Linked DNA regions of Homo sapiens: all the other regions are linked to region 3. Evidence: chromatin loops called from intact Hi-C (ENCODE). Cell type or tissue: IMR-90. All regions are shown on one strand. Each heading gives the region's core, and the rest is flanking DNA. Links, peaks and the distances in the headings are about the cores only. Region 1 overlaps GMDS (GDP-mannose 4,6-dehydratase). Region 2 has its middle 190 kb from the start of LINC02521. Region 3 overlaps GMDS-DT (GMDS divergent transcript). Region 4 overlaps MYLK4 (myosin light chain kinase family member 4).

Region 1 (5,540 bases), core at 127-5,126, 670 kb before region 3:
AGTCCAGCACCTGGCACCAAGTAAATATACACAGTAAATTATTCATCCTCTTCCTGTTAGTTGCCATTTAGAATTATCAACCTGTGCCTGCCACTGAAGCCACAATGATGTCAGGCTTAAGTGTTGCTTTTCTCCTTCAAATACTATGACACAAAACTGCTCCCTCTCTCCCCCCCCTTTTTTTTTAACTACTTACCCACCTTAAAAAAAAGGTAGACTTAATTAACACTTGTAAAGCACCTTGAGACACTTGAATTAAAAAGTAATAGAGGAGGCTGAGTGCGGTGGCTCATGCCTGTAATCCTAGCACTTTGGGAGGCCGAGGTGGGCAGATCACTTGAGGTCAAGAGTTCGAGATCAGCCTGGTCAACATGGTGAGACCCCCGTCTCTACTATAAACAGCAAAAAAATTAGCCCAGTGTGGTGGTACATGCCTGTAATCCAAGCTACTTGGGAGGCTGAGGCCGGAGCCGAGATCACGCCACTGCACTCCAGCCTGGGTGACAGAGCGAGACTCCATCTCAAAAACAAAAAACAACAAACAAACAAAGTAATAGAGGAGTATCTGGCACTGCTATTGCTCTTCTGTTTTCAATGATGCAAACAGTATAGCTCTTTGTTTGCTAAGCGACTTTAGTAAGGGTTTTTTTTTAATTAAAAAAAACTGTTTAATCTGAAAATGAAATTCAAAGGCCTGCTGACAATATATTCCTCGTCTCCATTCATGCCAACAATGACTATGCCAGCGTTTGCAGATTTATGCCCATGGATTCCCAGATTGGGAGACAGGAAATGGGTGTCCATCCTCCCCCACCTGCAGTTCCAAGCTGGCCGCACAGAGCACAGGGAGGTTGGTTGCTCAGAACGTGGCCATAACATTTACCAGGAAAAACGGAGTGAAGAGGAAGGATGGGAAGGAATGGAGGGGCACAGGATGGAGATTTTCCCAATCAAGTTGGGGAAAAGTATGGCTGTTTCACTCAGCATTTCTCTGCTTCACTAATTAAAAATGATTTTAAGAGCTAACAATTGCAAAAATCTTCTTAAGCTTATCAGTGAATTCCTGAATATCCCCTGGTGAAGTCTTCCTTTGGCATAGACGTGCATGCCCGAATCTTAATTTCTCTCTAGCATTCTGGGTGATCATGCCATAAAGCACAGGCCGTGGAGTCATTTTCTGAGACAAGAAGTCGCTCCACATTGGGCTTTCTGGCTGGTTCTTTTTGGCCGTGGGTCTGGTTACAGTGGTGGCAGAAGAAGCGAAGTCTGTAGCCCTCATTACAGACCCTTTGCTGGCTGGGGGCATGTGGCTGTGAGAGAGGAGCAGAACTGAAGCCAGTTTCTCCTGCTCTGCACTCTGAAACCCGAGATGACGCGGCCTCTTTCCCGCACAACAGTGTAGAGCGTTCAGTTGGTGTTATGACTTGTCTGGTTCCCACAGAGGAAGGAATCCTGCCAAATATTTGTAATCTGCACTTAAGTATGCAATCAGGGAAACCACACCCAGAAGCAAGTGCATGGCTACATAATTAAAATGGTCTTGCTGGAAGACCAACTGGAAATGGTTGGAGAGGGTGTGGGGGGAAGCTGATGAGTGAGTGTCACTGGGATCTCTGACACTTTGGCCATCATTCTCTGCAAAACATTTTCTCCTTAGACTCTAGCAAGCACGCATCTTTCTCTGTGTCCACTGATTAGTCACAGTATTTGTCTTTGTATAACCATTTAAGAAAATATTTGCATCTATTTAAAGGATCTAAATAGATCCCCCCCGGGTTGGCTTGTATTTATGGCATAAGCCATAATGGAATGTACTTATATGCAAACCATCTTTCCCTCTGAGTAAAGCATTTTGGCACATTTTCTATGACAGCACTGAGTCACAGTGCACAGTACATTAACGCAGCAACTTCTGAAATTGAGCTGCCCAGGTTGCAGGGCTGGCAATGCTTTATAAAAGGGTTAAAACCATTCACTCTGAGGTACTGGTAAGATAAAGGACTAAACAAACTAATGTGTTATCCTTGGAGGCAATACAATTTTTTTAAATGAAATTACTGAAATTAGTAAGGATTAAATTTAATTTTTATAGTCAGATAATAGCTACCAGCAGCGCCATCTGTTGAAATATTCCAAAACTTCATTTCCTGCATCCCAAATAATATTTACTTAAAGGAAGATACAAATGTTTAAAATCACAAGTAGGACTGGAACTCCATCCTCAGTTTTAGGCAAAATCACAACTATAATATTTTCCAGGACAAGAGGCGCCACCCCGTTTGTCAGGCCCCAGAGATGTCCTTACCTACATCAGTAACCCCTTCAAGGTTCACGAACCTTCTCACTGACAAAAAACTCCCATAACAGAAACGAAAGAGCTCCTGTTCAACTACAGCAACACCCCCAAGGCTTGAACATCAGGAAGGACGTGAACAGCACCTGCTACCTAGACTCTCCCGCACTTCACGGGCTGGTTGGGTTTCAGACCTGGAAGTGGCGCAGGCCTCCAACCTCCAGGGGAGGAGGATGAGGCCAATGTTCTAGGTCAAGGTCTTGCCTAAGATCAGACAGGTGGTAGGTATCAAGGTCAGGAGCTGCATTCAGGCCCCAGGTGTTCTGAATTTCAGCCCAGAACGCTTCCCATTGGATTCCAGGGCCAATACTAACTCCTCCACTCAGCAGGCCATCAGCAAGCTCCTGTGTTCCAGGCACCGTCCTTCTCCTGTGTTCCAGGCACCGTCCTTGACACTAGGGAGAGAGTTGCCAGCACAATGGACAGGGCCCTTAGCCATGCAGCTTCCATTCTAGCGGGAGGAGAGACACAAAGAGGCAGGTGAAGAACGTGAGGGGGGTTCAGAGAAGCCACGGAGGCTTCTCTGATGCAGAGACTGAAAGAGTGTGGGGAGCAGTCCTGCCCTCTAACTTTCTGGGGGAGGAGCAGGTGTCAGTGCCCCAAGGTGAAGCTGAAGGGTCAGTGTGGTTGGAGAGAGGGCATGGGGGTAAGAGGGCAGGAGCTAAGCGGGGTGAGGTTGGGGCGGGGCAGGTCATGGAGAACACTGTAAGCTGCGGGAAGGACCTGGAATTCCACTGAGAGAGCTGTAAAGCCACAGGTGGGTTCTGAATGAGAGGTAATGTGGTCTCACTTACGTAAAAAGTGCCACTATCTTCACAATGGGCTGTAGGAGGGCAAGAATGGAGGCCGTGAGGCTCTTAAATCCACAGCAGAGAGGATGGCGGCTTTGTTTAGCGGGGCTTGGGAGGCTGGTGAGACACAGCTGGATTCTGGGTTGATTTCCGAAGGAGAGTGAGTGAACCGTTCGCTGATGGATAAGTTGTGGGGTGTGAGAGAGGGAGGGGAGTCAATGTTGACTCTGATGCTTTGGGGTTTCAGCAAAAAGAATACCAGCATTTGCTGAGCACCTACTAAGTGTCAAGCATATTTTCTCTACCAGTCTCAGAAACTCTCAAGTGTGGGCATTTGCCCCCATTACACAGATGAACGACGGCTCGTGGAAACCCCGCACCTTGCTATGGTCACGCACGTGGAGCGTGCTGTGTGGAATACAAGCTGGTCTACCTCTTTTTCTTCCTCCTACTTGGATCTGCTTCCAGCAATCAAGCAACTCCAGTTCCCTCCACCTTCTAAAGTTTGTGTGTGTTTCTACATTACATCCTCTCCGTGATTCTCCTCTGAAACCTCTCCACGCTCTTCAAAGCATATATTTAGCTATTGAGTCACAAATCCACTGCAGCTCTCATGAGGTCTTTATCTTAAATACCAGCCAAAAAGAAAGAATTTGCCTGGGGACTTAATACTCCCATGTAGAGTTTAATTTATGTTAAACGTATTTCTGTAATGGTCTTCATTAGAGGCACCAAGATGGGATACAGTAGCTATTATATAAAGATAGCCAGCTAACACTTGTGAGGTATATGCAGATTTTGGGGGTACTGCCTTTTCCAATTGACAGCATCTGTTTGAGGAATGTGAGTTTATTTTATTTTTTTAAAGTCAGCTCTCTACATATTCCTGCAAGTTTTGGAAGGGAAATAAATGATAGCACTTCAACATCAGCCATTTTCCCTAAAAATCACTTAAAACTGACATTAGAGAATGCAGATGTGGATGATCATTACTGTAGAGGTTACTTTCTTATAACATGTTCTTGCTATGAGGGTTGCATTGAAAAATGAGGCTCTGAAACGATAACCTTTGGGCCATAATAAGCACCAGTGACCTTTTACATGGACAGACACAAAGTTATTTTTATTAAATCAAGCTGAGGTTGTGGTTGTGTCAGATATATATTTTTAACCATGGTAGAGTTGCAGGAGGAATGGCCTGTGTGGGATTCCATACTTCAAACTTGGTAGAATACAGTTAGGGAAGGATTCTGCAACCACTTCTCTCTTCCTCTTCATCGGACTGCTCCACACCCAATACTGCAAACATGAGTCAAGAGAGCCCATAAAATTACCCAAGTGTAGGCCTACCTCACAATGAATACTTGAAAGCTTTCACTAGCATTATAAAGTAACTTTTCATTCTTTGAATGATCTGTCTCATGAGTAATGTCATCTAGCAATGTAGCAAGGTAGGACACTCCCCCTGAATAACAAGCAGTGTGGAACTGAAATAGAGATATAATGTTAGAAATGACACCACCTCTTTGAATCAGATACATTTGTATCTTCTGGTATAAGACAATGGATATTAGGAGTAAATATGTTCCTGGCAACCCTAAGTAAACTTGAAAATTCAGGGTTGAGCCCATCCCTCACTGACACACAAATCTCCTTCTTATTGCTTTTCTGTCCTGCAACTATTTATCTTCCCAGGATTTTTGTCCAACAACATTGTCTACAATTCTAATTCAACGGTCACCTTGGCAAAGGATTAATATACTGTAATGTCTAGCAAATGATCACCTCATAAACGTCTTCTGAAAAATTGTAATAAAGTGAAGACGCGTGATTTCCTTAGGTCAAGAGGAGCATACCTGGATTAATCATAAATGAGTATTCACACTGGCTTACAACAGCATAGAAAACAAGTTGAAATATATGTAGATAACATAAAGCATGACCACTGATTAATAAGATTGCTTTTATTAATCAAAATAAAACTGGGTACCCATCTGTAATCCCACCTACTAGGGAGGCTAAGGCAGGAGAATCTCTTGAACCCGGGAGGCAGAGGCTGTAGTGAACCGAGATCGCATCACTGCACTCCAGCCTGGGAGACAGAGTAAGACCTTGTCTCAAGAATAACAATAACAAACAAACCAACCCACAAAAAACTGGGCACCCATTTACATATACAAATAATTTGAGCATCATTTGTTTTAAAGAAAACATCTTTTGCTGTGCAAAAGCTCTTTAGTTTAATTAGATCCCATTTGTCAATTTTTGCTTTTGTTGCAACTGCTTTTGACGTTTTTGTCATGAAATCTTTGCCCGTGCCTATGTATGGTATTGCCTAGATTTTCTTCTAGGGTTTTATAGTTCGAGATTTTACATTTAAGTCTTTAATCCATCTT
Region 2 (5,540 bases), core at 158-5,157, 95 kb after region 3:
CTGGGAATGGTGGCTCACACCTGTAATCCCAGCACTTTGGGAGGCCAAGGTGGGTGGATCACTTAAGCCCAAGAGTTCCAAACCAGCCTGGGCAACATGGCGAAACTCCAACTCTACAAAAAATTTTAAAAATTAGTCAGGTATGGTGGCACACACCTTTAGTCTCAGCTACTTGGGAGGCTAAGGGGAGAGGATTGCTTGAGCCTGGGAGTTTGAAGCTGCAGTGAGCACCACTGTACTCCAGCCTAGGTGTCAGAGTGAGACCTCATCTCCAAAAAAACTGTTTTGCACCTAGAAAAAATGTTATTTTTCTTTTACTTTTCAGTGACTTTTTTCATTTATTAAGTTTTAAAATTTATTTTTAATTTTTAATTGACAAATTAAATTTTATATACTTATGGGGTACACCATGATGCTGTGATATAGGTATACCCTGTAGAATGATTAAATCAAGCCAGTTAACAGATCCATCACCTCATATACTTATTTTTTATGGTGAGAACGCTTTAAATTTACTCTTGGCCATTTTGAAATACATAATACATTATTATTAACTATAGTCATCATGCTCTGCAGTAGATCACAAAAATGTATTTCTCCTAACTGAAATTTTGCACCCTTTGACCAGCATCTCCCCAGTCCATCCACTGTCCTGCCCTTGGTAACCACTATTCCACTTTCTAATTCTATGTGTTTGCGTGTTTTGGATTCCACATATAAGTGAGATCACATGGTATCTGCCTCTCTGTGCCTGGCTTAATTTACTTACCATAATGTCCTCCAGGTCAATCCATGTTGTCAAAAATGAAAGCATTTCCTTCTTTTTAAAGTCTGAGTGGTGTTCCACTGTGAATATATACACCACATTTTCTTTATTTGTTCATCCATTGCTGGACACTTAGGTTGACTCCATATCTTGGCTATTGCGAATAGTGCTGCAATGAACATGGGGGTGAAGACATTCCTTTAACGTACTGACTTCAAATCCTTTGAGCATATACCCCAAAGTGGGATTGCTGGATTGTGTGGTAGTTCTATTGTTAGTTTTTTAAGGACCCTCCATACTGGTTTCCAGAATACCTGTATTAGTTTACGTTCCCACCAACGGTATGCAAAGGTTCCCTTTTCTCCACATCTGCACGGTTCAGTTCAGCTCCTAAGGGAGCAGTGACACCGGCAGCTGAGGAAGCGTCATGGATTCCAGCTTCACTGATTGTCCGAAAGCCAGTGGGGCATCCCTACATGCCTAACTTACTTGGCTGCTGGGGACCCTGGCTTATTCTCTCTTTCTTGTGTAGGCACCACTATTTGCTGAGCATTCCAAAATACCTGCTTGGTTGTTCCCGGGGAAAAAAAACCCAGGCAGCAGCTAGAGCTGGGTATTCTGCTCAGGTGACCAAGATGGAAGCAAAGTTAATGAGTGACAGATGCCACACCAGAGATGACATTGGGCGGGCCGTTGTTCCAGCCCCTTGGTTTCTACCTGGGTTTGGCAGAAAAGCAGCTAAGTCTTTGACTCGTTTGGTGTAACTTGGGCTGAATCCTGTTGTTATCTGTCAGCCTTGCTTTACAAAAACCTCATTTCCTAAGCTGAGTTTTCCATCAATCAGAATAATAAATCAGCCAAATTATCTCCATCTGGCTTTTGGCAGCAGAAAGCTCTTTAGGCTAAGAGAGAAAGGAAACCTTTATCTTCTTCAAAAGCTATAAAGCAGTCACATTTTTAAATGAATGTAAATTCAGTCTTTAAAAAATATTTTCATGCAAGATAGACAAATAAGATTTTAAACTTGAAATTCTGTAGACAGCATAGTGCAGTCATTCCAAGTTTGGCTGTCCTTGATGGTTAGGGTTGACAGATTCAGCGAATAAAATTACTGGAAGCCCCATTAAATTTAAATTTCAGATAAACAACAGACAGGTTTAAGCATAGATATATCCCAAATATCATCTGGGACATACTTATACTAAAAAGTTATTTGTTGTTTATCTAAAATTCCAATTTAACTATATGTCTTGTGTTTTATCTGGCAGCCCTCCTAGGGATTCATGAAAGTGCTTGAACTAAAGCCAGGTTTCCTTACTTGTTGTTCTAGATTCTTTTGGAGCATGCTATAAGCTTGCTGTGCTTCTTAAATCGATTTATTAGGTTACCTGTGTGGTACAGAGCAAAATCCAATTAGCAAGAAACTATAAAAAAGATATTGTCACGTAGAAGCAGAAGTTTACTGTGGGAAAGGAAAAGGCAAGAACAAAATTGAGTGTTTTGAGTTCAGGCTTCAGGGAGGGAATGGAGCAATGCCTAGCACAGATCTTGAGTGTAGTGGTTGGAAATAATATTCAGCTGTCACAACTCGGTCTGAAAGTGTGTCTTTCTATCATTCATTCTTGCCAGGTTCATGCCCTGTGAAAGGCAGTCAGGGAGTCTATTTTATGACAGTGGGCTGATTGTGGCCAGATGTTATTCTTGCTGTTTGCTACGTTTTATTGCTGTTATATTATCTTTAAACTATTGAACGATGACATGTAATGAAACTCCTAATATCCAGTAGTCAAAATCATTAAATTACAAGGTCTGCGAAGCCCATGTCCATCTTGAAAGCATTTTTCAATACCTTCCACACTTCTCTAAAGTCCATTCATTTATCTTAGTGTATTATAGCTAAGAGCCCTACATTCATGCTCTGAAAAAAAAAAAAAAACAACTTCTGGGGAAAATATGTTGATGTAGTTATTGTTTTCATTATCATACATCATGTTCACATTACTATGGGAAAGAGCCCTTTTCCCTTAGGGAAAAAAAAAAACAAAAACTGTCCTGAGAGGAGGGAAGGTGGAAACACACCAAATACAACAGCACCCTCCACTGGTCGCTAAAGGAAAGTGTGCTTTTGTGATGTGGACAGGAGGAAGTGAAGAAGGTCATCGTAATGAGCAGCAGATTCGGTTGCCGTTCGAAGCACAGGCGTTAGGGTATCAGAACATAAGTAAGTGATTGGAATCGGGCCATTTTTTAAAGTAGCAAGAACAATATAAAGAAGTGTCCACTGACTCTCGGTGCTGGGAACTGAGAACGGAGCTGTAAATCATCTCGAGTGAGTGTTTCGCTGTGACGTCATCGCAGAGGATGTGGGGTCCTTCACCATGATTACGTTTTCCCTCTCCTTTTTGTTGGAATAGATTCTGACAGACAAAAGCAAATTGAACTCAGATGCACTTCTCAGCAGTCTGGAGAGGAAGCTGGATGTGAGTGCTGACCCTGGAGCCACTGGCTCTGTGAAGGTTGGTTTGCTTTGGAGCTTGACCCAGCTGCACCCGGGCGTCACCTGCTTTTCGCCGCAGCCCACCTGGAACAGGGGAAGTGTCTGCTTATTCCGCAGTGAAAGCACTCTGTTACCAGTGCCTTCCACCTAGTGCGACTCCGCCGCTTTGGCTATCTTCTCTCATCCTAGAATTCTCACTGTGTCCTAGAAAGCCCCAGTGTTAGAGGTGTGAGGATCTTTAAAGACCATCTAACCTGACCTCTGCATTTTACACCTCATAAGTCTGAGGTGAGTCACTGGGTCATCTATATAGAAATATTTTAGTTCAACTAGCTGCAGTGTTGCTAATAACTAACTCTGTTTGGTGGCAACACCAATTTTTCAAAGAGATGTTTCATAAAGGACCCATTATAATCCAGGACTATCCAGGATGGAGGGCATCCAGCTGCCGGACTAAGGCTATGAAACAGTTTGCTTTATTGCTTTTAGGGTCTGTTTTATTCATGGAAATGGATGAAGTCACACCCCAAACTGATGAATGGTTAGTTTTGGTCTGTTGATGAATTATTCTTCCATAACATCGGTATGTGAAGTGGATGGTAAACCAGTATACCCAAGGCAAGTCTAAAATGGGGTTTGAGTTTTTCACTGGCTCCTAGAGATGCCATCAAATCAAGTTAACCTCATGGCCAAATTAATATGCATAACAAAATTGACCAACATTTTAGTATAATTAAGCAATGAGAGAGAAACTAAGAGTATCTCAGACACTTTATTTTTCTTTCATAGAAAGTTTCTAAGTTCAATTATTCCGAGTCTTAGGTTTATAAAATTGAAAAGCAACATGAAATAAAACCAAAGCAAAACAAAACACCAAACATGAGTTGACTCTCTTTAAAGGTCCTTAGAGCAACTTCACCATTTGAGCCATGCAGCCAAATGTTTCTAATAAATTGTGGTAAATAGATCTAAAGAAACTAAGTGTGTGTGTGGATGGTAGTCTCTCAGAAATCGAGTCAGAAATTGGTTGCCAAACCATCATCCTTCACCCACGCTGTTAGGTTTGTTTGTCACTACTGTTACTGCGGAGGTAGCCCAGGGGCAACGTAACCTCTGGTTTTCTGAAAGGTGCCGCATAGACTTCTTCTGTGACCAATTTCCATAAAGTTCGTTTAGCAGTTCAAACTTTATTAAGACTCTTGACAAAAACAGCTGCTAGAATTGCAAAGGAATGTAATAAAAAACATAGAGTCAGAAACAACCGGAGTCTATAAAAGCAATATCCAGAGTGGCCAAGTCCCCTTGGGGTGCAAACTGATCCCGGTCTCCATCAGCGCCGCGCGGACCTCCGTGGGACACCCGGGCTCGACTGAAGCGCACAGGCTGGAGGCTCCTGCCATCACCCGGCTGATAACCTAGTTACAGTCCGGGCAGGGTGCCAAGTAAAGAATAGCACAAGCAGGTGGGGCATGGAGTTTTGAAGTGTGAAGAAGCACTGGAGCAAATTCATTTTATGTTGCTTTTATTATGCAGTAAAAAAAAAATCTCCAACACATACTCATTTACAAAAAAAAAAAAAATGTTCAGTTGATTGTAGTTTCCATATTAGCACGAAGGGGCACAAACTGGTGTTAGCCAGAGACTCTGAGATGCATTTGGAAATCTTATATAGCAGGAATTCATGCTGACAATCCACTATTGTTAAGCTGCTCTGATGTGGGGACTCTTTGAAATACACTTCATATGTTATTAGAATGACCTCTAGACCGTTCAGGGAAATATAGGGACACAATCACTGGTATTGCTATCCACATAAAAATGTAATATTCAGAAAATGAAAAATTAGAAAATATAGTTTATTTTTGTGGTTTTGACTGAAATCCCAAGTGAGGCAGTTTGAAGAAGCTGGCGTGATAACGGAGGAAATGGAATCAAAAGTTAGTTCCCTCCCTTGGCCCATCCAACACACAAGCACAGAATGAGGAGAGGACCCTCTCTGGAGACCCTTGGAGTGCAAAATCGAATCTTCAAAGTAGGTTGTAGGAACAGACATTACCAGGACTGGCCAGTGAAGAATCATTTTGGAGGATCTTGGATGAGTGGCCATCTTAGTGTGAAAGCTGGGGGTACAACACCCTGTGTACCGTCTTCAGAGGATGGGATTCCATTTGGGGATATAGAGAGGCAATCATTCAAGATCTCCCAGCTGTACAGCTCCAGGCAGTACTTTTATTTGCAACTTCCCCTGCCCCCTCAATGTGAGTGTTGTCCCCTGGG
Region 3 (5,540 bases), core at 377-5,376:
GTTATTTTTTTGACGTTTTAACCATAGCCATTCTGACTGGTGTGAGATGGTGTCTCATTGTGGTTTTGACCTGCATTTCTCTGGTGATCAGTGATGCTGAGCATTTCTTCACGTGTTTGTTGGCCGTATGTATGGAGACTGACGTTTATGTTGGATGACAATTATGGGGAAAAAACTCACCAGGACTACGTAATATAATCTTCCTTCTGTGTAGAAAGAGGCATTTCCTATGTCCCCAGACCATCACACTGACTCTACAAGATTGGGTTCTCTTGTCGTTATGGTGCTACAGGGCAGGATGTCCAACTCTGACACTCAAGGGAGATCAGGTGCGTTATAGGTAGTGTGGTTTAGTAGAGTGAAAACTATCCAAGTCACCTGGAATCCAGACATGAAGCCATCTTGATAGAGGGCCCAAGGGTAATCCACTTCAGTAGCCAGGAACCTGTTGAGCAAATGCCAGCTTGTGATAAAAATTTATTGTATGGATCACAGTGTCCCATAAAGTAGAGACTCTAAATGTTAAAAACAACATTGGCTGCTTGACTTGATTAGAACGCAGCAGTTTGAGATGTTTAAATGTGAAGGGCGAGAGGCTTGGCTTCCTATGTTTAAGGAGTTGATCTCGTGATGTTTGGAGAGCCCAGCTTTGAGATGCCTGGTCTCTCCTGATGCTTCCCTTTGATTCCACAAAAGGGAGGGCCCGGTGGCTGCTGAATGGTACAGTCTGAGGCGATGACAGAGGCTGCAGGTCTCTGCCAGCATTGGAGACCCTCAGACACAGTGTGGCTGGTGACCACTGGAGGAGGCAGGGTTCAGGTTCCTGGGCATCTGCAGGCCAGCTCTCAAACCCCCACCCACCTCCCACTTCCCCCCGAACCCCCGGCTCTCCACAGCTTGCACCTATCCTATCTGGAGTAGTAGTGAGAGTTGTATCCCTTAATTCCCATTTTTATTGGGTTTCTGGACAATGCTGGAAAGCATTCAAAATAGCTCATATTTTACTCTTACCTTGTGAGTCTAAGTAAAGACCCATTCATTTCAAGAAAAATAACTTGCTTTTGGTTCTGTCCCTGGAGCTAGAAAGTTTGCTGTTAAGTAGATTGATTACGCATCAGCCTGGAATAGCTAGTTCCTTGCTGTGTGGCCTTGGGCAAGCCACTCAAGTGCTCTGGGCTGTCATTTACTCACCTGTGAACTAAGAGGGCTGAACTGGATGATATTGAAGGTCCCTATTAGCTCTAAGTCAGGGCCCAGCATGCAGGCATATCAAGTTTCTTTTCTTCATTTTCAAAAAGTAAGCTTCTGAGAATATTTTTGACCATATTGCAAAGTCAAATAATTATTGAGTGAGTCTGTTATTTCATGCCATTCCTTTTCTACTAGCTAATCTAGTTTGCAAAATACCCTATGCTGCTGGTGAAAGGAAAAAAAAAAACAAAGTGTGAACCCAAAACTCATGATTCATTCTAAGTTAGTTCAACAGATTAGTTCCTCATTCTCTCAGATCTCCAGGGAAGAGACATCAACACCAGCCCATCGCTGATACCCTTTGTCCTGGCCTCCGGAGCGCTCCCTGCACAGTCCCAAGTCTGCAAGAAGGGGGATCTTTTCTTGAAAACCTACAGTGCTAATAATTGTCAAAAATATATAAATTCTAAATTTAAAATTTAAGGTATTGGTGCCTATGAAATGTCCCCAACACAAAGAAATGATAAATGTTTGAGATGATGGAAATGCTGATTACCCTGATCTGATCACTCACTTTATATGTATTGAAACATCATTATGAACTCCATGAATATGTATAATTGTTATTAGTCAGTTAAAACAAATAAAACTAAAAATGTTTAACGATAAGAAGAAAAAAATGTTGTGTTGTCAACACTAAGTTTTAAAACACGCTATAAGGTGGTTACTGAAAATTGCCTGCTGTGCTTGGTATGTTGTGCACAGCATTATGGTTATTTATTTGGGGGTGTTTCTGGTTGTCTTCTCTTGCCCCTGTCGCCACACACAGCCCATTGTGCAGCATTATGAGTGTCTCTTGGGCCAAATTTTCTGATCTCAGGTCCAGGATTTTTATTTCTTAGTGATAATAGTATGCATTTTTAAAAAGTATAAATGATTAGTATCAAATTCTAATATGTAGCTTTAAATTGGAAAATTTTTAACTAGAAAAATTTTAACATCATATACAGGCTAGAGTCTTTTTTTCTGCCAGTCTTTGTGGATTTTACTGGAAAAATATACATACATCCCATGATAGAATTTATTCTCTAGAAGATGATTGGCAAACTTTGGCCTGCAAGGCCAAATCTGTCCTTCCTCTGCATCTGGTACTACTCTTGAGTTAAGAATGGCTTTTACGTTTTTAAGTGGTTATGTAGGTGCCCACGTAATAGTCTCGACTTTACCTCTTGGTCCCCAAAGCCTGAAATATTTATGATCTGATCTTTTAAGAAAAATTTGCCAACTCTATTCTACAGAAAAGGAATGAACAACTAACTCAGCAATGCATATGGAGAGGAGAGGAGCATGTAAGTAAACCTGAGAACTTTGGTAATAAAGAAAGAGAAAATTTTATTCAGATTATACAGAAGTATTTACATTTATAAATGCCTCTTTGACAATATGATCGGTTTCAGTTTATCTTGTTGGCATGATTCAAAGCCCTGGTGTCAGAGATTGTTCCATTAAGTAGGCAGATTACACACACACACACAGATAAGGACATATCAAGTAAAAGCACAATTAAAGAGAAGTTCGTGGGAAGATCCTGATTTGCATACCCAGAGTGGGTCTGTATACACATTAATCTGACAGCGGCCTGGACGATTTTAATGTTTCTAACTCCGAATATAAACTTGTGTTTCTCTCATGCAGATGTTGCCCTTTCTTCTGCTTATAGGAAAATTCCCATGTAGTTTCAAAGCCCTGTCATGGGCAAGGTAAACAGTGGTGCTAGCTGTGAACAGATAAAATGTATATCCATCGATTAACTAAGCCTTGGAAATGAAACACGTCCTGTCTCTTGAATGCTGTACACAGAGCCAAGAGAAATAGACGGATCATCAGGCTTTACAAAGGGAGTTCACAGTAGTCGCTGATATGAGGGAATAATATCTTTGAAAGTTTCAAAACACAGATAAGATGAACTCATTTGTATTTCTTGGGAAATACTCTTCTGAAACAATGAGAAGCTCTTGCCAGGTTTAGGCTGTTCTGGTATGCAGTCAACACCGCCACCAGCTGGCCTAATTGAGAAAGACTATTTGTGCCTAAATTTCTCTTACAGAAACTATGTGATAAAAATAAAACACCTGGCAGAAGGACGCAAAGCTCTATCATTTCAAAATTCAGTTTTTTTCCTGTTTTGTGAAATGGCTTTCACAGAAATGTGCCTTTAGGTGTGACTGTTATCTTTTGATAGGAGTGAATACGTATTGGTATCATATGCAGCTACAAACCATTTCCAATATACGTATAAAATAATGGGAATTATGGATCTTTGTGGTGCTAATAATTACGTTTGTAAATACCCTGGTTTCCATTTTTTTGTCTTTCCATTTTCAAAATATGTGTATAGTGGAGACAAAGGAGAAGAGGGTGAACCTTACATTAACCGATTATATCTCATGCTGGCAGGCATTCGTGAAATGTTTGGTGAAAGGGAAGTTTAAAATTACTGATTAAAGTGAGGGTCTGTGTTTACTAAAGCATTGTACTTTAAAGCCATTCTTCATTGATATAGAACATTTCAATGGCGTTCTGTTGATTTAATCGTAAAGGTTCTGATGTTTATATCTGCTTATACTCTTCTACTGCAAACATTCACTTCCCAACAAATTTATTCGAACCACACATTACATTTTGGGAAGTTATGTTAACCAAATATTGTTGCTGCTATCTCTGTAATATGACTGCATTTAACTTTACTTTTGAATTTGTTTTTGAAGAGAGTACTTGCAGACAATGGGAGCTGCCTGGAAGAAATACATATAAGCAACATTTGTGTAATGGGCTAAATCCTTTGAAAAGCAGTGGTGGAGGTGGTAGTGGAGGGGTAGGATTGATTTAGGGAAGTCTACGTGTGTGTTAGCTGAAATATCTAAATCTGAAAGCAATGATAATACCATATGTAAAATTTCCAATGCATGTAACTTGAAGTATAGTATATATGCCCAAAGACATACTTTATTCTTTGACAGATTTCTAAGATTTCTAGTGAAAAATGAAATTAAAAACCCCGAGCAACAACAACAACAGCAACAATCTAAGAGAAATATGACATTAAAAACCCATTGATCGTAGTTTTAGACTTTAAAATGACTTGTAATATTAAAAGCTGGGACAGAGAACAAAAAGTGTGTCTGTATTAACACACAAATCAAATATTTTGGTTAAAACCATATTTTGGTTCCTATTCTTAAGGCAACACAACTTATTTTCAGCAATTCCGTCTTCTTGGACTCTAAGCAAGTTTTAAGACTCTTGGAGAATAGCCCAGGGTTTCTTACTTAGTGGTTAAAGTCTATTTGGAGTGCTTGGCACTTGTAATACTTTAAACATTAGTTTAAACTACTCCTCGCTGAAATGATGCTGTTGGCTTTTTGAACTGGGAGACGCCATAACCACCACCTGATCCAACCCTCTTTTTGGGGGGAAATGGAGGCCCTGTGTAGCCAAGGAAGTCATCTCAGTATCAAAATGTGTTTCTGAGTTAGGACGAGGACGTACGTTAGAGTAAGCAGTGGGTGTACTTCCTAATTGAATGAGTATTCTCATGAAGCACTAACTAAACTTTTTTCTTGACTGTTGTTCACACATTCATTGTTCCACTTTGGGTCTACTATGTCTTAAAACAATCTTTTGGGTCTATACATTTAAAAAATTTATAGTATGTGATGATGCATGTTATATGTATTGATGCATGAGATATGCCAAACAAATCAATAGCATCCATGTGATTTAAAAATTAGCGTCTTCATTAAAAGATGAGTTCACAGTTAGACTTTAGCACTCCACGCAACTACTAGATCTGCTTAAGGACAGTGAGAACATGTGGCTGCTGCTGAGTGAGAAAGAAGAGGGAAACTGTTGACAACTACTTATACTTTCATTACTATCCTTCATAGACATATTGATCCCAAATGATGAACCATTCTATCCAATCATTTGTTTTTTATTCATTCATTCACTTATTAATTCATTCTGTGTTGTCTTTATTAAGGACAGCCTATTATGGCAAAACTTGTGTTAAATCATATGTGGAAAGAGGAAAGTGGAGAAATTAAAGAAAAAGGTGCTCTTGTATTTGTTTCCTAATTCTTCTAGTGGGTATTTTTAATCTTCTTTTTGAGCAGAGCAGCCTGTGAAGTTTCCTGGTCTTTTTCTTCTTTTCAGGGCTGTTCCGCAGGGCTCCTTTTTGCTTAGAGCAACATAATGTTTCATTAATATGGACTCCCAAGACATCTATTGCTCTGGAGCAAATTTAGAAAGAGCTGGCATACTGTATTTTAATATTAAATTAATGTGGA
Region 4 (5,540 bases), core at 189-5,188, 340 kb after region 3:
TTGACCTCTGTGTAAGTTGTCTTGATATGGTTGACATATAAATCAAATAGAAATGAGAGGATACATGTGAATGGGCTCTGTAAACCAGAGAGTAGGAGATGAAAGTCAGCTTTATAAATGGAACCTTTACAGTGCTTAGAACAGATGGCCCTTTTCCTAAGTGGATAAACATTCTTCTCACAGTCCTGGAGTATCTGAATTAGTTGAGCAAACCGTTAGCTAATGTACCCCATATAAAAGGGAAACATTAGCCCAATCCACCCAAATTATCACAACTTCTAAAGTTTTGCATTATAAATTAATGACATTGTGTGGATGTCCAAAAAAAGTATTTATTTCCCCTTTGAAACACAACATAATCTGCCTTCAGCTGATTTGCAAGCATGAAACACCATGTAAGTTCAGAGCACAGATATCAAGACAAATTGCAAATGTGCTTTTTTTTTTTTTTTTTTGAGATGGAGTTTCGCTCTTGTTGCCCAGGCTGGAGTGCAATGGCGCAATCTCAGCTCACTGCAACCTCCAACTCCCGGGTTCAGGCGATTCTCCTGCCTCAGCCTCCTGAGTAGCTGGGACTACAGGCATGTACCACCATGCCTGGCTAATTTTTTGTATTTTCAGTAGAGACGGGGTTTTGCCACATTTGCCAGACTGGTCTTGGACTCCTGACCTCAGTTGATCCGCCTGCCCCGGCCTCCCAAAGTGCTGGGATTACAGGTGTGAGCCAACATGTCCGGCTGCAAATGTGCTTTTACACAATGCAGGGGGCAGCTCCATGGATTCAGAGTATTTCCGTTTTTTAGATGGTGAACTTAAAACATAAAGGCATGTTTAGTAAATCTGTGGAAAGCCAAGGCTGGAAGTGAGAGCTTCAGAGTTTCTCTTTAAGTGAAAGTCCAGAGACGGCACTTGCCTACTTTTCCCTCTGCAGGGACAATGGGCTGCCGCCTCTTCAAACAAAGCTGATTGCTCCCTCCTCTGTGCTTGCACAGAACTCAGCACATATCCCCACCCCTGGTGTCCCTTATAACACTTTAAGCCTTTTTTCCTGTCAATTTCCCACTAGACTGTGGACTTCCAGTGGGCAAAAAGACTGGTTCATCTTTGACTCCCTGGTGATTACTTCAGAGACCAGTACGTAGTGATGATGATGATGATGATGGTAGTGGTCATGGTGGTGGTGGTGGTGGTGGCGGTGGTGGTGGTGGTGGTAGTAGTGTTGGTTGTGGTGGTAGTCGTGGTGGTAGTGGTAGTGCTGCTGGTGGTGGTGGTGGTGGTGGTGGTGATGATTGTAGTGGTGATGGCGGTTGTAGTGGTGATGGTGACGGTCATGGTGATGATGGTGGTAGTGGTGACAGCTACCATGTATTGTGCACACACATTATGTACCACTCTTCTAAGCACTTTGTTTAACTGGTTGCTCCTGCTAACAGCCCTTTAAGATAGATACTATTAGCCCCATCGTACAAATGAAGTTGGGTAATTTCCCAAGGTTATAAAGTTTAGAAATGGTAGAGCTAGGATTCTGACCCAGCTGTCTACTTCAGCCAGTGCACCTAACTACCACCCTATACTGTCTTTCTGGGGAAAAAAAAAGATAGAAAGACTATAGCCAAGTTACATGATTCCTATTTATTGAGATCTACTACATAGTTGGCACCACAGGAGATAAGAAAAATGATTAAGAGAGAAGGTCATAAATCAAAAACAAATTAGCAGAGTGAAGAGATAAATATTTGTCGAAAGATTACAATTAACATGGAAGAGAAGCAAAAAAAGGAGAGAATTTAAGTCCAATTTTGAAAGCATATATCCAAATTAGTCGAATAAGACAGTTTAACAAATTGTGTTTAAGGTGTTTTATAACTGTCTTTCAGTTCTTCCCTTTTGAAATGAAAACTTCTGGTGTATCAATAGACATTGTGCTTCTGGGTTTATTCTGTGTGGCATGAATGCAATGATATAAGCATACGTGGATTTAATAATGAAAACTGGTATGTATCAGTCAATTTCTACTCATAAAAGTATATAAAATTGAGCAGCTGGCTGTAAGACTCCATGGAGCACTGATAGATCCACGTTTGCCCCTGAGGCCATCTGAGTATCAGGTGGAAAAGTCCACATGCTAACCCAATATTCTTTGGGTTCGGAGTTGGACTTGACCAACAGGAGAAGCTGTCAGTATTGAGGAATATAAGAAGCCAGCTTCCAAGAGAGGTTGCTTTTTTCTTTAGTAATTATATATCACATATGTTTTTCCATTTAAATAATGTAAGAAGGCCTTTATTCATTGCCAAAGGCTGTTATAGTTTCATTTCCCTATGTAATACTGACATCTAGAGGAACTTTGAACCGAAGAGTTTCCAACAAACAGAAGTTGTATTCTCCTGTCCTTTCCAGGACAGACGCTGTATTTCTCCTTTTCTTTTCAGGACTGCAACCAAAAATATGAAACATTTTTACTTTGTATTTCTAAGTTATGCCTAGAAGTTGCTAAAATAGAAAGCTCAAGTTTGTAGATACACCTTGTTTATTGTCCAAAAATGAAACATGTCTTCTACCGATTAAAGAGCACAGGACCAGTGCTCTTAAGCATTAAGTTTCTGACCCAATCCTGACCATCCCCAGTTAATGGGATGAAAACCATGTCAGTGACTATATTCCTCTGCTGAATTCACATCGATGGCTGGGATGAACCTAAGGACCTCTTTCATGCAAATTCACTTAAAAATATTTCTATATTTGCATATGGATTTCTTTGGAACTATTTACCAATTCCTTTTATAATAATTTATCAGTGGATGTAGAATGACACAGGGAAGAAAGGCTAAGTGGTCCAGATGTCCAAGTATTCAAAACACAGCTTAGCTCTCTCCACTCTGTCTGGCTTCCTAGACTGGTCTCGTAAGTGGGATATACGTACCCAGGGAGTGTCCATAGTAGTCCTTTGGAGGGTATCAAGGACATGCTAGAACTCATTTCAATTTATTCCATTCCTTATGGATTGAATGTATCCCCCCCGACGATATACGCACACAAATTCATATATTAAAATCCTAACCCTCATGGTGATGCTATTAAAAGGTAGGGCCTTCGAAGGTGACTAGGTCATGATTGGAGAGTCCTCATGAATGGGATTAGTGCCCTTATAAGAACCAAAATGAAAGTTTGCTCACTCTTTATGGGGAGAAGCCCACTACACACTAGTAACGGGGCCCTCGCCAGGCCCTGGATCTGCCAGCAGCCTGATTTGGGACTTCTCAGCCCCCAGAACTGTGAGAAATAAATGTTTGTTGTTTAAACCACCCAGTCCAGAATAATTTGCTATAGCAGCCCAAGCTAAGACACCATTCTTTTAACATTTATATTTTACATATGTTTTTAAAAATATATTGATACAATTGGACACATATAAAAGTATCTCTGACATATTAAATGTTATTTATAAAAATAAAAGTGCAGCCAGGCGCAGTGGCTCACACCTGTAATCTCAACACTTTGGGAGGCCGAGGTGGGCAGATCATGTGGTCAGGAGTTTGAGACCAGCCCGGCCAACATAGTGAAACTCCATCTCTACTAAAAATACAAAAATTAGCTGGGCCTGGTGGTGCACACCTGTAGTCCCAGCTATCAGGAGGCTGAGGCAAGAGAATTGCTTGAACCCTGGAGGCGGAGGTTGCCGTGAGTCAAGATTACGCCACTGCACTCCAGCCTTGGCAACAGAGAGAGACTCCGTCTCAAAAATAAAATAAAATGAAATAAAATAAAATAAAATGCATGTAGTGGTTATCAATGTATATAATTATAAATAAATATATCGCGGAGTGCTTTAAAATATTTTACTGATGGCAGCACAAAATCAAAATAATTTGGAGACAATTGTAGATAACACCGTGCTTCACACTCTGATTTTCTGAAGTGTGTTTTGGAGCAGGATCATTCTAATTAGTCGGTTTGAGTGCAAGAACATAATTAGAACTATCAGCTCAATTCTTGCAAACTCTTTTTCTCCTTCTGCAAAGTACTGCTTTTAAGAGTTCAGTATTCATCGCTTGCGTGCCAGTTTTGATTATTTAAGCAATTTCAAGTCAGCACTTTATCCTCTTTTCTCCGTTAACCATTACATTTACTGCCATAGGATCCAGATTTGAACAGCAGGGCGGCATCGGTCCACAGGCGTGTGCCGGCTACCTGGGCATGAGTGCGCTCTCGCCCTGCGTCACAGACCTGTCCCAGTACTACATCAAAACCCTACTTTTCCTGAGAGTGGCGGAATAGCTGAAAGGGAAATTCATTCAACTGAACAACATCGTCTAATCCTTCTTTCATTCCCATTCAATAAAAATCATTTAAAAAATCAATGGTAAAACGGATTTGTCCTTGAAAGAACATAAAGGCTGAGATAAGGGCTGCTCCTCTGGACCTCAACAATGCCACCATCGTTTTCCGTGTTACTGCAGCGTTCTCAATGTGTCTGTCTGCCCGCTGGCATACGGACCCTTCTCTTCCCCTTCGTTTCCCCAGCACCGAACAGAGGGTAAAGTTCTGAAGTGCTTGGTGAAGCAATGCGTGATGAAGAAAACAGTGCTTTCTGGAATGGCACGTTCACTGTGAGAACACTCTGTCATCAGGCTGCACCCCTGAAAAGCCAGGCTGCCCTGGGGGCCATCTCAGATGCATCCCTGCCACGGTGGCTCATATCCACAGCCCTGAATTTACATAGCCGATGGCCAGCAATATCAACGGCCATGCATTTTGGGATTACAGTTGCTGCAGAAAATTGTGTTCATAACATAACATATAGAGAATTCCTGGTTCTTTTTAAAACTGTTGCAAACAGGCCAGATAGAAGAATGGAGGAGAACAAATATTTGTAATAATTTGTAGCTGTGACCCACAGCCTGGACTCTGATGGTGGCAGGTAGATGTTAGAGGTCGGCCACCCTGTCCTACAGCTCTGTCCTCTACTGCCAGGCTCAAGTGTTGGTCTTTTCAAACCTCCTCAGCTCTGAACGTATCACCCACATGGCCTTTCTACAACAAGGGGGTTATCAGGATAAGAAAACTCGGAAGTGTATTTAAATTCTAAAAGTTCAGTGTGAAAAAGGAATAGCCTAATGGAATAAATCTGACCAGTCCTGGGCTCCGCAGAGTCTTTTCTTGCTAGCAGAGGACGCTGGGTCATGTACCCTGAATAACAGTTTTGCATATTACTGTTTGTGGAAATGCCAAGATGAACAATTTTTGGCCATTTTACCTAAGTTCTAGAAATATCTAAACAAAAGTATAACAATTTATAATGACTTTATTAAACTTGGATTAGATTCCTAATGGGGGAGAGAACAATAAATAAATCCTACAAGAATACAAAGAGATGAATTTTCAGAAGAAATATGAAAACATTTTCTTGCCTGAGCATAGAAGATACTTCTAGAGATTGTTTGTAAAGCAAATCTATTTCCCTTCAACCTCAGCACACACTCAAACTCTCCATGTATGAAGCGAGAAAACCCTGAAGTCCTGGGTGATAAAAGGAATTC

What was found. A loop is a pair of places that touch in the nucleus more often than their neighbours do. Peaks named below come from ENCODE experiments on the same cell type or tissue, not always from the same donor. Only the 100,000 strongest peaks of a DNase experiment are listed, where the experiment ranks them.
Region 1: a loop joins it to region 3, with 7 times the contacts of the local background. A loop is called at or near these places in 2 of 110 quality-filtered maps.
Region 2: it touches region 3 in a loop (4-fold over the local background); 15 of 110 quality-filtered maps call a loop at or near these places.
Region 4: a loop joins it to region 3, with 2.3 times the contacts of the local background. A loop is called at or near these places in 6 of 110 quality-filtered maps.

What each region holds. Positions count from the first base shown.
Region 1 is chr6:1,684,842-1,690,381 of GRCh38, forward strand. The region is part of intron 9 of GMDS (GDP-mannose 4,6-dehydratase); the gene reads right to left. Among named protein-coding and RNA genes, the nearest start is that of FOXC1, 78 kb to the left of the region's middle. In IMR-90, for the core only: a CTCF peak has its summit at 2,113; DNase peaks (open chromatin) are centred at 1,460 and 1,780; H3K27ac peaks cover 855 bases.
Region 2 is chr6:2,446,076-2,451,615 of GRCh38, forward strand. No RefSeq gene overlaps it. Among named protein-coding and RNA genes, the nearest start is that of LINC02521, 190 kb to the right of the region's middle. In IMR-90, for the core only: a CTCF peak has its summit at 2,873 (motif pointing left); a DNase peak (open chromatin) is centred at 2,856; H3K4me3 peaks cover 347 bases.
Region 3 is chr6:2,350,832-2,356,371 of GRCh38, forward strand. The region is part of intron 4 of GMDS-DT (GMDS divergent transcript); the gene reads left to right. Among named protein-coding and RNA genes, the nearest start is that of GMDS-DT, 110 kb to the left of the region's middle. In IMR-90, for the core only: a CTCF peak has its summit at 3,249 (motif pointing left); DNase peaks (open chromatin) are centred at 1,390 and 3,220; H3K27ac peaks cover 1,073 bases.
Region 4 is chr6:2,693,320-2,698,859 of GRCh38, forward strand. All of the region lies in intron 2 of MYLK4 (myosin light chain kinase family member 4), which reads right to left. Among named protein-coding and RNA genes, the nearest start is that of MYLK4, 55 kb to the right of the region's middle. In IMR-90, for the core only: a CTCF peak has its summit at 2,341 (motif pointing left); no DNase peak of the experiment used is centred there; H3K27me3 peaks cover 1,010 bases.